2 separate regions of the Homo sapiens genome follow, and region 2 is linked to region 1. Evidence: chromatin loops called from intact Hi-C (ENCODE). Cell type or tissue: heart right ventricle. All regions are shown on one strand. Each heading gives the region's core, and the rest is flanking DNA. Links, peaks and the distances in the headings are about the cores only. Region 1 overlaps LOC105370265 (a long non-coding RNA gene). Region 2 has its middle 73 kb from the start of KCTD12.

Evidence for each region. A loop is a pair of places that touch in the nucleus more often than their neighbours do. Peaks named below come from ENCODE experiments on the same cell type or tissue, not always from the same donor. Only the 100,000 strongest peaks of a DNase experiment are listed, where the experiment ranks them.
Region 2: it touches region 1 in a loop (4-fold over the local background); 4 of 110 quality-filtered maps call a loop at or near these places.

The regions. Positions count from the first base shown.
Region 1 is chr13:76,710,669-76,722,730 of GRCh38, reverse strand. It overlaps LOC105370265 (a long non-coding RNA gene), which reads left to right. Exons shown (of 4, transcript XR_001749923.2): 3 at 7,973-8,029; 4 at 10,416-10,623. Among named protein-coding and RNA genes, the nearest start is that of KCTD12, 170 kb to the left of the region's middle. In heart right ventricle, for the core only: no CTCF peak of the experiment used is centred there; no DNase peak of the experiment used is centred there.
Region 2 is chr13:76,812,160-76,814,659 of GRCh38, reverse strand. No RefSeq gene overlaps it. Among named protein-coding and RNA genes, the nearest start is that of KCTD12, 73 kb to the left of the region's middle. In heart right ventricle, for the core only: no CTCF peak of the experiment used is centred there; DNase peaks (open chromatin) are centred at 1,459 and 2,299; H3K27ac peaks cover 2,215 bases.

The DNA.
Region 1 (12,062 bases), core at 3,737-6,236:
TTCTTTGGATGCTAACAAAGCAAAGAACTAGACTTAGCAAATGAGATTGACTTATAGGAACACAAGTCTGTCTTCACTAAATAAGAGGAGAAGCAATGGAAATAATTATATCTCATGTAAAATAGAAGTCAGCACCTCTTCTTGCTGTGCCTAGTCTTCTCTGTGAAGTGGAGCTTTCCTTTGGTGAAAGATGCATTATCTGGCTTACCCCTACTCTCCAAGCTCTAGAAGTAGGCACTTCTGATGTTCCTTGTTTCAACTGAGGAAACAGCTGGATCAATCACAGTAGACTTGATTTTTAAAAATTGGTTAAAGATAGCTTTTTACCTAGAATTTCATGTTACTAGAAATCAGAAAGCTTAAGAAGTCTTTAAAAAAACGACAGGACTTATTTTGGTTTTCATTTCAACAAAATTTTATTTGAAACACAAGAACCTAGAGGTGGTCCTTAAAAACTGATAGTGACAATAATAAAACATCTGTGAATAATATATTCAGGCTGAGTTGCAGACCAACATAAATCCCAGTTTCTTGGGGAGGTGGAAGGATACTCACATTTATGGAAGTGGAAAGAGAAGTTTCACTTGTTGAATGCTAACATTGTGTCAGGCACTGGGCTAAGACTGCAATCTCATTTATTTGTCACAACCCTGAAATTAAGTATTATTGTTATGCCAAGTAGAAAACTGTGATCCTATTATTTAGAAAAAAAATATGGACTATAAGTTTCTGAACTTATTCATTGACTATCTGGGCTTGGATGAAACATAAAGTTTCTACAACTTGCCTTTCAAGTCCATAAGATTTCTTTTGAGAATTTGTCACTTCTCTTTTTCATGAGAGTATATTGAAACACTAGACTTCCTACCATTGCCACTACCTGGATACTTCTCCTCTTACTAAGGTGGTAGAAGGCTGGAGACCTTCAAGCCATAATGCCACCTCATCCTAAAGCTTCACCTGTGGTACCTGGTGACAACGCCCATTGAAACTTGGTTAAGCCCTGCAGCCAGACAGTGTAACGACTTGCTTGACCTTCTATTGACTCAGGTTAAGCAGCTCTCTCACTTGTAATGAAGAAGGCTTGGGGTAGCAGTGTGGAAGTGATATCTCCCTCCTGGAAGGTCATTTCTCATGGTGACCTCCACCCAAAAATGAACTTGTGTCAAGGGTTTGCGTACAAGCAGTTTCTTTGGGATGTGATCCCAGGAAGCACTGCAAGACTGTGGCAGAAGAGAAACAAGAAGGGAAAAAAAACACTACAAAGTGTGATAACGAGTGGGCTACTGCTGTGAGCAATTGGAGCTTCATCCTTCTAGGGACCTTCTGAAAGACTATGGAACACATTTCAGAACCCTCCTATTGCTCTGTGTTTATCCACCAATTCCTACCCTTCATTAACTGAGGGTTCCTTCTGGGGCAATTTCTAGCCTGCCAACCCTTTCCCACTGTCAGAGATTGCCTACACAGGTGAAGAGATATAGAAAGGCATTTAAACAAGAATAGTACATAGTTACTTTCTGCATGGGTGGAGGGGATATGGCGGGCCACCAACAGGGTCTTCCCATCCCCCATCTCAGGGGGCTCTGAACCTGCCAACTCACATGCTTTCTTCCCAGTGCAGGAGAGAAACTTTCTCCTGCCAGCTACATGCTCCTGCTTTAGCTTGTAGAAAAAGGAACAAATGTGTGCCCACACTTCTGCCTTCCAACACTTGTTCCCTATGGGGGAAGGCTTATGAAGGGAACTTCTGGCTTCTCTCTACTCCTTACTAAGGATGCTCCAAGTGAAAGAAAGTAGCTAATATGATTGTTGGGAAGCCTACTGGTCCTGAGTAGACTGGTCTGTGGGATCAGGGTCCCTGTATTTTGTGGCATGGCCCCTTTCTCCTATCTGTGACATATGTTGGTAAGAGAGTCAGGGCTTTCTTCACTTCTGTTTTCCTGTGAGGTAAGCATGGGCCTGGAAATGGGTCTGCAGAAGATTTCTAGAAGGAAAGAGAGCCATTTTTCTCTTGCTCTTGCCATTGCATCAGTGTCTGATTGTGTGAGGCTGACCCATGACCCTGCGCCCAGCAGCTAGTCAAGGTTCTGAGTTGTTTATCTAACCTCACTCTAGGGTAGACTCCAAAGTCTTGATTCAGAGAAGGAGAGGAAACCCCAGTGACCTTCAGACTTCAGTTTAGTTCTCCCACATGTTTGCAAAAGATTCTCCTCTGGCTCCACTTGCCAGCCTCTAAGGAGGGTGATGCTAATCTCCATTTAGGTTTTCATTTGGGTGTTTGTGCCATTTTTTAGGACCTTGTAGGTTTCTTACTTTCCAAAAGACAGACAGGATATGGGCTCCAAACCCTACCCTGAATCCTTAATCTTTTAATTATTAAGAATTTGTGACCTGAATTCAAATTTCAGTGCCACTATTTTTTAGTTGTATGAAATTGTCCAATAAAATGTATGGCAGAGGCACCTGACAGCTGTAACTGAAGGATACCATGAGGACGACCCTATGGTCTAAGCAGAGCGTTGGTTCAGAATTCTGAGCTAAGGAATCTGGGAGTGGCCAATCCAGACATTGATCTTATCTATGAAGGACAATTGAACCCCTTGCCCATTCTTTGGAATATAGGTCATACAGGGGATTGGGAGGCCCTTGTTTTGGGTTAAATGGAGGTTGCTAGGTGGAGGTTGCTATGTGAAAATGCTATATAAATTGTATGGTTTTTACAAATGGTAGTGGTTCTCTCATCCAGCCTGCTGCCACTGTACTATCCCTGTGTGTAAGTGCCCCCAATAAACTCTGTATATCATTCCCTGTCACCAAGTCTCTTCTTTGGCTTCTCAGACACAGTGCTATCCCTATTGGAGTCAGTAGGTGGCTGGCATGACATTAAATAACTACCTAGGGCCTCAATTCTCTCTTTTCAAAATAAAAAAATGATGCCTATCTTATAGGATTTTAATGAAGATATCTGAGATGGTACAAGTATCACATATTACCTTGCACATAGTAGCTGCTCAGTAAATTTAGTTGCTATTAGCTAAGGCAACTTCAACTTCAGATTTTAATTTCAGTTACTATCCTCTCTAAACTCAAAAAATATGAAGTGTATTTTATTTGCTCTATGGCAGTCAATACCTGGAGAAGTACTTCTTTCATAATACTAACAGTTAACTAAAGTTATGAAAACCAAGGTTGTCATTTGTTTTCCTAGTATCTCTTTAGGGAGTTTCCTTCTCCCCCTGCAAGTTTTAGTCTGAAAAGTTTGAGTGGGGATGACCTCAACTCCTTGGTGTAAGAGGTTGGTCCAGGCCCAATATTTGGTAGTCTAATTTTACCTGTTTTTTTCTACGAGACCAGGGAGAGCTATTTGTCTCTTATCTTCATCTTTTCCCTTTCCTATATGAATTCGTCATTTTTGAATGGGACCCATTGTTTATTGACAAATAGGAATGTTTGTGTATGTCAGGACAGAGAGAGATTAAGGTGAAGCAAAAACAAGGCTCCTGGGGTGCAGAATTTAAGGAGGCAACTCACTTTTAGGATTTCCCTAGGCTTCTTTCTTGCCTGACCTTACTTCTGTCACTGGTGTGTCTGTATATGTGTGTGTGTATGTGTGTGTGTGTATGCGCGTGTGTGTATGCGTGTGTGTGTAGAGGTAGTGCTGGGGTGATGCCAACATGGAGGTGGTAGTAGTGGTGAATGAGCCATATATATCCATTGGCCTCCTTAGAGTTTCTTGTCTTGAGAACTTTCTCCCTTCATCAAATCTATCCTCCTTTTGCCTGGGGGAACAATATCCCTTTGCTTTTCAGGAACCAGAAGATAGCATAGCTAACAGCAAAGCCATTGGGATCACAGGCTTGTTGTTCTCTGCTCACCGCTGTTTCATTTCCTCCCTCCACTCAGTTCTTCCCCTGGCTTTTTCCCTTAGATAAGAGGCTGGATCATCCCAAGAAAAGATAAGATGTCCTGCTTTCTCCTATAGCTCACTCTGCTCTCCTTGGTTTTGTGATGTTGCATTGTGACTGTTCAAGAACATTTTCTGCCTCTCCCATGATCGTCCTCACGACAAGAATTCAAGGTTTCAGTTCAAAGATTACTGGCTCCCTTATTGTAGGAGATGTCTTCATTCTGCCTAGGGTCTGAGGAGCTGGCCCCTAGGTAGGCTTCTTAAATCAATCCTCGCACAGTACCTCCTAGGTTGGCCTTATAGTGTGCGGCTTGTGGTTGTGACAGTTTCTGTATTTCACTGAAGTAGGAGACGTTCTATCTGTACAGTTTTAGATTTTTTTGGTGAGTTTTTATGTGGCAAGCTGAGCAAAAATGCTTTTATACTATATTCAGTGACAGCCTATTCCCAGGCACGTAGTAGATACACAGTAATTATGTATTAATTGTCGGTGGGGAGATCTGGGGTAGAACTTTAAAGGAGGCAGAGTGCAAAAGGAGATGTGAAGGATTCCGAAGGGGACACTGCTGTTACTGGCTGTGACTTCTACTGGGTACAAACTCTTGTCTTTTCCATGACTTCCACGCTGCAGTCTTTAGGCGCATTAAGAAGGGAGGGAGACTTCTCTTAGTCTTTCATCTTCTCTCTTACAGAGAAGCTCAGTTGTTGTCCAGTTTGTGTATTTTTCCCTGCCCAGATCTCATGTTGAATTGTAATCCCCACTGTTGGAGGTGAAGCCTGGTGGGAGGTGCTTGGATCATGGTGATGCATTTCTCATGAATGGTTTAGCACCAGCTTCTTGCTGCTGTTGTTGTGATAGTGAGTGAGTTCTCATGAGATGTGGTCATTTAAAAGTGTGTAGCACCTTCCTGCCATGTTCTCTCTTTCTTGCTCCTGCTTTTGTCGTGTGATTTCCCTGCTCTGCTTTCTCCTTCTGCCATGATTGGAAGCTTCCTGAGGCCTTCCCAGAAGCAGATGCCACTATGCTTATACAGCCTGCATAACCATAAGCCAATTAAACCTCTTTTTTAAAAAAAATATAAATGGGGTTGGGGGAGGGAGAGGGATAGCATCAGGAGACATACCTAACGTAAATGACGAGTTAATGGGTGCAGCACACCAACATGGCACATGTATACATATGTAACAAACCTGCACATTGTGCACATGTACCCTAGAACTTAAAGTATAATAAAAAAACAAAAAAAAAAAAAAAGAAACATTAAAACTCACTAACTCTTAGATTTGAGTAGATGGCTCTTACCACAAGTTAAAAATATATATATATATATTATATATAAATTACCTAATCTCAGGTACTTCTTTATAGCAGTGCAAGAATCCATTAATACAGTAGTGGAAAGCCTTTTCCAAGTCTAGGTCTGAAGATCCAGCTATCAATAATGCAAGTGAGTGTAAGTTACTCTTGCATTGCCATTTCCAGACACAGATGAGCTATGGTGATTCACCAGGCAGGACAGTCACTTCGTTGCTGCTATCTGATTTGATGTCTCCTTGGAGCCAGGGTGATGCTTGTCTGGGTCTCTCACAGGCTCCTCTTTGGACCAGCTGGTCTCTTTACTTGATCTAAACAATTTCTGGTTTCAGCAAAATAGGCTACATTGTAATTTAATATGTATTTTTTAATCAGAAGAAGAATGCAGCATGTTAATATAATTTCAAAAGACAATAATATTTAGAAAAAAATGTCTTTTTCTAAAAGTGGATAATTTTATTTATGTTGGTCTCCTGTTAGAGTCTGAAAGATAATCTTTCAAGGTTGTTTAGAATTGACTCATGGGCGTTTTCAAGATGGATCATAGCATCTCCTTTTCTGAGCCTGGTAAAAAAAAAGTTAAACGGGAATAAGTTTTGCTTGGTTTGAAATCACTACTATCTGGAGAAATGCGGATTTTTACACAATTGTTTGAGGTAAATCCTTACAAGTTTTCTAGTGTAAAACTACTATTTCTAGAAAAATCAGGAAATGAGAGTTATTATAAATGATTTCTGGTAATATTGTTGGTTATCCTAGACCTATGCCTTTTTTATTTTCTTCAACAACTTGTTTGACTTACTGAGTCTAAAAATTCATTTTTCTGTTAAAGACCTTTGTCTCACTTATAAAATATATGATAAACAATGTTCATATGATCTCAGATAATTCTGTCATGTCAATAAATAATTTTGTTTCAGGTTTGGATATTCTGGAACCAGCTGCCCTCAAGTCTTCATGTAGACTTACAACATTTTAAGAGTCAGTGCATTATTGAAATTATTACGTTGCTTTATTTGGTATTTTCCATTTCTTCTCTTATTAAATACATTTACTTTCATGGTATATTATACTGTGTAACTTCTTAGTTCTAAATACCTACAGCAACAACATCTTTGAGATTCACTACTTCTTCCTTCTTAAACTATTTCAGTTTTTTTTCTGCTTTTAGCAACTTAGACATAAAATTTAAACAGACACCTTGTTGAATAAGAAACCATTTCTTGTGTTTATGAGTGGTTCCTTTCCCCTGTTCCTTATCCTTTTTCTTTCATTCTTATCCTTTACTTCAGCCTCCACTCTTACTCTGAATGAACACTAATTTATTTTGGAGTTGTCATATGTAATTAATTGCTTTGCAACCAATTGCATCACTGAATAGCTACCGCATTTGATATCACAATAGTCCAACACTGTGATATAATCTAGATAATACTGTGAAATTGAGAATATAGGTCAATATGTTGGAAAAAATTGAAGAATCAGTACTAGAAAAAAATTAATTTTCACATGCTCTAATCACGTCATTTTTATTTTCTTTTGTCAAATTGCCTCTTTCTCATTCCCTTCTCCACATATTGCTTCAATCATGTTTTTTTTTTTTTTTTAACGGTTCTTCTTTCACATAGTTCTTTCTCCACTCACATAAATGCTTAGCCCAGCATTGGAATTCCTCCCCTGTGGGCCTTTCCTTTCATCAAGTTCCATCTTCATTCTTCTCGAGATGGATTACAAAAGGAGCTGATTTAAAATTCACTGTCTGGTCATGAATAGACACGATAAAGAGAGATGTTAATGTAAAATTATATTACAAAATGTTTGTTTAAAAAACTCATCATCTTGCTCCCTTGGGGTTTTCTCTACTAAATTCACTTTGGCGAATAATGACATTCATAAAAAATCTACCCAAGGGCCTTCACGAAACAAAAAGTGCCAAAATGCAGCATTTCATGTCACAAAAATAGCTCAGAAGTTAACAGGTAAGGCCACTGCTTTTTGTTGAATTTAGTTGTTTGGTTTTCCAGTATTTCCCTCGCATTCTTTGTGAGTACATACATACACATAAGCATGCAAATGCACAAAGCACACATACAGATTAGAATTGGGTTTATTTTAATTTCCTGATTGTTTTTGTTCATCTAAGTGCTATTTAAAATAAGTGAGGTTAATGGCAGTTCCCTCTCCTCTCATTCTGTACTCTTCCCCAGTCTTTATTTCCGGTGTGTTAGGAACTTGTTGTTCTTCCCAGATAGTTCAGTTGCAATTGGGAGTTGCAATTTGAGTTGGTAGGTTCTCTCTGGGGCGCTGAGTAAAAGACAACTGTTTGCTATAATGGCCTACACAGCTGCAAGAAAATCACTGTTTATTGCCTTTATAAAAAATAAAATTTGCTGCTTTCGCCTTAGCTTCTTTTGAACCTTCTCAAGAAAATCATTCTGAAGGGCAGAATAGCAGACTTCTTAAGGGCTGGGATTCTGGAGTTGGATTTGGGGTTAAATCCTAACTCTACCATTTACTGTGTGGTATTGAGTAAGTTACTTAACCTTTCTAAGACTCAGTTTTCTCATATATCAAATAGGTATTTATGAAGACAAAATAAACTCATGTATGAAATAACTCTTATCACAGAAAAAAACTTCAGTAAAATATAATTCTTAATATTGTTGTCTTAATAATGCTAATTTGTATTTGTAAGCCAATTTATTATTTTTAAGTAATTTTAAATTTTATTTTTATTTTACTCCTAGTAGATTCCACCTTTGAAGGAGTCTTACAAAACCATTGCCTTTATCTACATTTAGCAGGTATTTTTTGAACATTATGATTGGAACAACATAGAATTGGGCTCTTTGGGCATTAATAAAAAAATACTGGAAGCATCCATCCATTCTCTTTGTGTGCTAAATGTCTGGCCCAATATAAGCATGAAGGCTGTGGAATTCAGTAAGGGAGGAAGACTTATTGGAGAGAGGAATACATATTTAGAATTCTATGAAGTAGGCAATGTTCTTCCTCATTGCACAAAATAGGCCAGGAGTCTGAAGACTTCCATTTTAGTCCCATCTCTGCACTAACTAGGTGTCTTAGCAATTAACCTTTTGGAATCTAGGCCTCTTCATTGATCAGATTAATTTTCCAAAAGAACAGCTTCAATCACATTGTTCTATGGCTTAAAAGCCTCTCCATTGCTCACTGAATTAAAGTCTAACCTCTGTGCTTGGCATTCAAAGTGCTGTAATAGTCAGAGTTTTCCAGAGAGATAGAACCTATACATATATACATGTGAGAAGGGATTTACTGGGGGAATTGGTTCACATCATTATGAAGGCTGAGAAGTACCAACACAGGCCCTCTGCAAGCTGGAGAACCAGGGAGGTAGATAGTGTGGCTCAGCCTAAAACCTCATAACCAGGGATGCTGATGGTATAATTCTCAGTTTGAGGCTGAAGGCTTGAGTACCCAGGGTCACCTGTGTGAATCCTGGAGTCGAAAAGCCAGAGAATGTGGAGTTCTGATGCCCAAGGGCAGGAGAGGGACATCCTGGATCTGCAGGAGAAAGAAAATATTTGCCCCTCCTCCATTTTTTTGTTCCACTTGGACCCCTAACTAATCAGATGGTGCCCGCCTACATTGAGGGGGGATCTTACCCACTCGGTTCACAGACTCACATGCCAATCTCCTTCAGAAACACCCTCACAGACACCCTCAGAAGCAATGCTTTACCAGCTAACTAGGTATCCCTTAATCGGGTTAAGTTAACTCCAAAACTTGACCATTGCAGGTGCTCAGCTTCCTCTTCCAACCTCCTCTGCCATCCTCCTACTATGTATACCCCACTCTCCATCAGAGTGCTGTCCTTGTTCCCTGAGCACTTCTAGTGCTCCTATCGGCCTCACCCAGATGCCTTTCTGCATCTCTGCCATGCTCTCCTGCAGTGAGCCCACCCTGCTGCCAAAGGTAGAGGTCTTGGCTCTATCTCATATTCCTTCAGCATCCCTCATCAGTCACTTGCTACCCATCAATCAATCATTTGCCACACATCAGTCAATCATTTGCCACCCAGGCCTATTCATTTTCCCTCACTGAAATCTTTTAATACATTTCCTGCATTTCCTCTGTATTCTTTACCTTAGGTTAGGCCTCTTTCATATCTTACCTCTATTATTACAGTAGCTTCCTGTGATGGTTAATTTTATGTGTCAGCTTGATTAGGCCATGGGATGCCCAGATATGTGGTTAAACATTATTTTTGGGTGTGTATGTGAGCATGTTTCCATAATACATTAGCATTTGAATTAGTGGGTTGAATAAAACAGATGTCCCTCTTCAGTGTAGGTGGGCATTGTTTAATCCATTGAGATCCAAATAGGACACAAAAGGGAGAAGGTTGAATACCCCCTCTCTGTTTGACTGCTTGAGGTAGGACATAGGTCTTCTCCTGTCCTTGGACTAGAACTTACCTACTGGCTTTCCTGGGCCTCCAGCTTGAAGATCATGGGACTTCAAACTTCCTAATGCTGTTTGCCTTGCTTGCTCCCTTTCAATCTATCCCATCATCCTTCTGGCAGGGTGATTTTTCTTTTTTGTTTTTTTGAGAATGGAGTCTAGCTCTGTCACCCAGACTGGAGTACAGTGGTGCAATCTCAGCTCACTGCAACCTCTGTCTTCCAGGTTCTAGTGACTCTCTTGCCTCAGCCTCCCCAGCAGCTGGGACTACAGGCACACACCATCACAACTGGCTAAATTTTGTATTTTTGGTAGAGATGGAGTTTCACCATGTTGGCCAGGCTGGTCTCGAACTCCTGAACTCAAGTGATCTGTCCTCCTCGGCCTCCCAAAGTGCTGAAATCACAGGTGTGAGCCACTATGCCTGGCCAGGGTGATTTTTCTAAAATGCAGTTATAATCATGTCACTCTCCTGCATACAACAATCCTTTGATGCTTTCCCATCAGTTTGTACATAACAATCAAAATCTTTTCTTAGTCCACTTTGTATTGTAGTTATATGTGCTTTTGTTTTGTCTTTCCTCTGCTATTAAAAGCCACTGGACAGCAGGGACTGAGTGTTACTCAGCTTCGTATTCCCTGGAGTACCTAGTAGAGTAGCTTGCATATAGTAGGTGTTCCTTAAATGCCTGTTACATGATTGTATCAACTGGAATTAATATTATCTCCTTTACCTTTCTGAAGGTAAATGCAATGATTAAATATGAAGAAGAGCATTGACAAGATGAAATGGGCTCATTCTCAGCAATGTTATTTCAAAAAGAAAACCTGAGTGATTCACGTATTCATATGTCCATCTGAAAATGTCCTTCTCTCAACAAACTACTCAGTGAAAACTCATCTTCATATAGTTAATGCTGGAGTGCTAATAAACTGTTGCAAATTTCAAAAATAGTGTCATAACTTCCTATACAGAGTCTAAAGAAAGTGGAGGTGTGATGTAGTCTAGGGTTATCAATAGGGCAGCATGACTTGATGGGGCTTAAGACTTCTACACACAGCCAGCAAGCATTTAATGAGCATCCCTGAGGGGCTTAATGTTCCATACTATTACTCAAGGACTTTTTCTTATTTGCCAAGATTACTTGGTAAATCTACAAAGCCAAGTGGCCTATGGCCAGAGTTCAAATAGTTTCTTGTCAATTCTTCCCTCCCTTTCACAGTTGCAAGGCATGGAAAAGAGGAAATGGGATGAGATGGGATGGCTTTCGTCCTGGCCTGCTTCAAGCACTGTTTCACCATAAAAAAGGAACTCTCCACTGCTCCTCTTAAACAGATAAAATATTTTGTGCTTAGAATTCAATGACTCATCCCACTTGGACATAACTACATTCTTTCTAGGGCGGAAATCTCGCATTCAAGTGCAGCTGGCCAAGTTGAAGAAAGAACTTCAAGGCAGTTCTGGGAAAGAACTTTAAGCCTTAGCCCTGATTATGAGAAAGAAGTTTTGCTCTTTGCAAAGGATTAGGAGCATAACTGTGCTAGTGAATAACAATCTCGGACTTAGCCAAAGAATGCTTGGGTGGGATTTTGATTATCATTATGGTATTTTTTAAAATGTAAGCATCTAAGTCTTCAAATTCTTTGATAAATTTAATTTTAATACTTAATTTTGGGCAATCAAAGCACAAAGAAGTAGAAACTGGAGTGAAAATGGGTGGGTTACCAGATACTTACAATAATAAAAGTGTCATTTTGCCAACTTATTTTGTAGCTAAAATTACAATTTTCAATGCTATATGTAGTTGAAGATAGCCATCATCTGCGAGTGCTTATTATATGCCAGGAACTAAGCTAAGCTCTTAACCTGCAAAATTTCATTCAATCCTTGCATAGACACTATGTGATAGATGGACTACAATTGCCACATTGAATCAACATTTGCCTGAGAGACCAATGGGCATTTATTGAACACTATTTAGGGATTAATGTGAAGCGGTGGCAAAGAAGGAAAGGTATAGCATTTAGAGGAACACAGTATTTCATAGAATCTTAGTGAGGGAAGGGATGTTGAAGGACTAAGGCTGATGCCAACTCCGTTGGGCAAGTAATCATCGCTTCTAGCTTTTATAAATTATTAAAATATATTTTGATTTCAGTTTTTCTGATCTGTTTATATTGTCTCTTAAGTCCTTTAGAATCACTTCACACTATGCTCTCATCCAGGTGAAAAGGAACTCAGAAAGAATGTAATTAGCCTCATTTTCTAGCCTAAAACCTTGTGCAGTGGACCTAGAGGCTCCCAAACACGTGCTAAGGTGTAAGGGCCCATGGGCTGCATATCAGTAGGTAACCAAGGCATTCTTTTGTGTATGTGTTGCCCAAATCCCT
Region 2 (2,500 bases), core at 1-2,500, 96 kb before region 1:
GACTCCAAAATAGGGGAGGGGACAAAGGGACAAGGTTTAAAAACTACCTATTGAGTACTATATTCGCTATTTGGATGATGGGATGATAGAAATCCAAAGCTCAGCATCATGCAATATACCCCCATAACAACTTGCATGTGTAGCCCCTGAATCTAAAAAAAGAGGAAAAAATGACTGGTGGCTTGGATTCTTCATGAATATGCATGTCCTGAAGGTGGTGTGGCCCCAGGTTAAAATCTAGGCTTTGTCCTGCAAGTAGATCCACAATCTAAAGATGGTAAATTAAAAAACTTCAAAACTCTGTATTAAAATGAATTAATCTGGATTGTTTCTGCCATAGGCACAGAACTCTATGTCCCACTGGTGTTTCAACAGTGGCTGTGGAGGCAGCAGGACAGGGATCTTTGCAGATGTAGGTAACCTTAAAGTGCTCCACACTATATCTCTGCATATTGTCTGCCAGTGCTCAACCACAGCTTCCCTTTTATAAGTTTCCACCTGGTTCCACAGTAGCTGAAGGCTGCCCAGGCTGCAGGAGAGAGGCTCTGGGATCCAGAGGACTTTGCACCAGAGGAGTGAGCTGAGGCTTGTTCCTGCCCCACAGCATTCAGCTGGCACAATGCCATGAGGATGTATCTTCAGAGCAGCCACCAGGTGCCTTGTGAGGAATGTGTGCAGAACAGATGAAAGCTGCACAATTTCTGATTTAGAAATTTAGCCTAAGCTAAAGGTTCTCAAACTTTTCCACCCCAAGATCCTCTGTTCCTCCTTTCTCTTCTCACCCCTCGCACAAGGAGACAGTGAGGAGGAGTAGGCATGGGGTCATTAGGAGACCCGAATTCTAATCCTGGCTCTGTCCTGTGTCATCTTTGGGTCCCCACTACTCCTTCCAAGCTTATGATCTCACCAGCAAACGAAGAAGGCAGAGAGAAGTTCCTCTACATTTTAATGCCTGGGACATAAACTCTAGGGGCAGGTAGAACTCTGGCCCCATGTGGCTCTGCACACAAAGGCCATGGCACCCCATGGTGGCCCACATGCTTGAGTGCATGTGCTCAGATCTGTGCTTTTCTGTTCCTCTGCTCTCCTGACAGCCCCTGAGGCTTTCCATTTTCCACCCACCTTCTGTGTAGAGCAGAGGGTGCAGAGAGAGCTCTCGCTTAGGAAGGAGGTGAGAGGAGTCAGAGTCTGCGGCAGGAACTGGAAACCCTGGGTCGCTTTGGGAGGGTGGGGATGGTGAGGCAGCAGAAAGTTTTACATTCATTTCTATTTGCCTGATGGAAATGAAAACCAGGTCGCTAGGAGCCAGAGGCCATCCAATAAACATTGTTTCTGGGACAGGAATTGGGGTGCTTTACTTCCAGAAAATTCCACTACTCTGCTTCAGGACTCTTGCATGAAATCTTTCAACACAGCATGGTTGGCTCAAAGCTTGGCATGGTTCCTTAGCCAGTGGCCTTCCTGTAGGGCTGATCAGGCTGCCAAAAGTGGCTCATTGTGTTTTGGGACAGTGGGGCTTAGTGGAACCTATGATCTCATTCTCACACTTTCCTCTTCACAGTCCACATTGGAACAATAAATCTCATACCCAAGATGGGGCTAAAGAGGCTGAAATGAGAGCTGGGTCAACACATGGAAAATGAAGTAATGGATTAGGAAAATTGTTATAAGAAAAACTGCATCAATGTAGCACCTTTGTTATCTGTATTTCCCAGATGAAACCTCCAGAATGACTTGATTTCTTGCATACAGATACATCTAAGGCAATGAGATTTCGTGGTCCATTGTATACTCTGCCTGGTGCCTAGTGATATATGTTCAATGGAGGTAAAAGTGCAGAATATGCTCAGTAAAATTTTTTATGGTTTCTTAGAAATGACTGCCATCCTTAGCACTTGGCATGTGAAGCAGCAGATGGAGTCACAACATCCCCAGGGGAGTAAGGACATGTGCAGATATTTCTTTCTTACTCCAGTGCATTTATTACTGAGACACAGGGAGGATTATGGAATATGATACCTTTGCTCATCACTGCTCAAGACTAAATTCAGCCAAATTTGCTCCTGTTAGAGAAGTGAACTTAGATGGTTCCTTTAATGAGGCAAGAAGGGGAAATTCCAATTTTCTTTCCGAGCTCAATGCAGCCTGTCCCAAGGGCTGAGGGTCCGGATGCTGAGCTGGGCACTGACTTGGATTTGGAAGGAGCAGTGTCAGCAGATCTGGAGGCTCAGCCCTAGATTGGAAACAGATGCCATAAAAGCAGAACAGAATCCATTCTGAACAAGCCCTTGGCTGCCGCCACAGCTCACATGGCCACCATCTGCTACAGTAATGTCCCCACCATGACACACTCCCTGCTTCTTCTGATAACCTTCCCATGTGAGTACTGCTGCCTGACTTGGGAGGTTGTAAGCTGTAAGTAATGGCTTTAGCTCCTCAGCTTAAGCCAAGAGCAGAATTCTCTAGGATTGGTCCTAGCAAAGAGAGAAGTAGGCTGTTG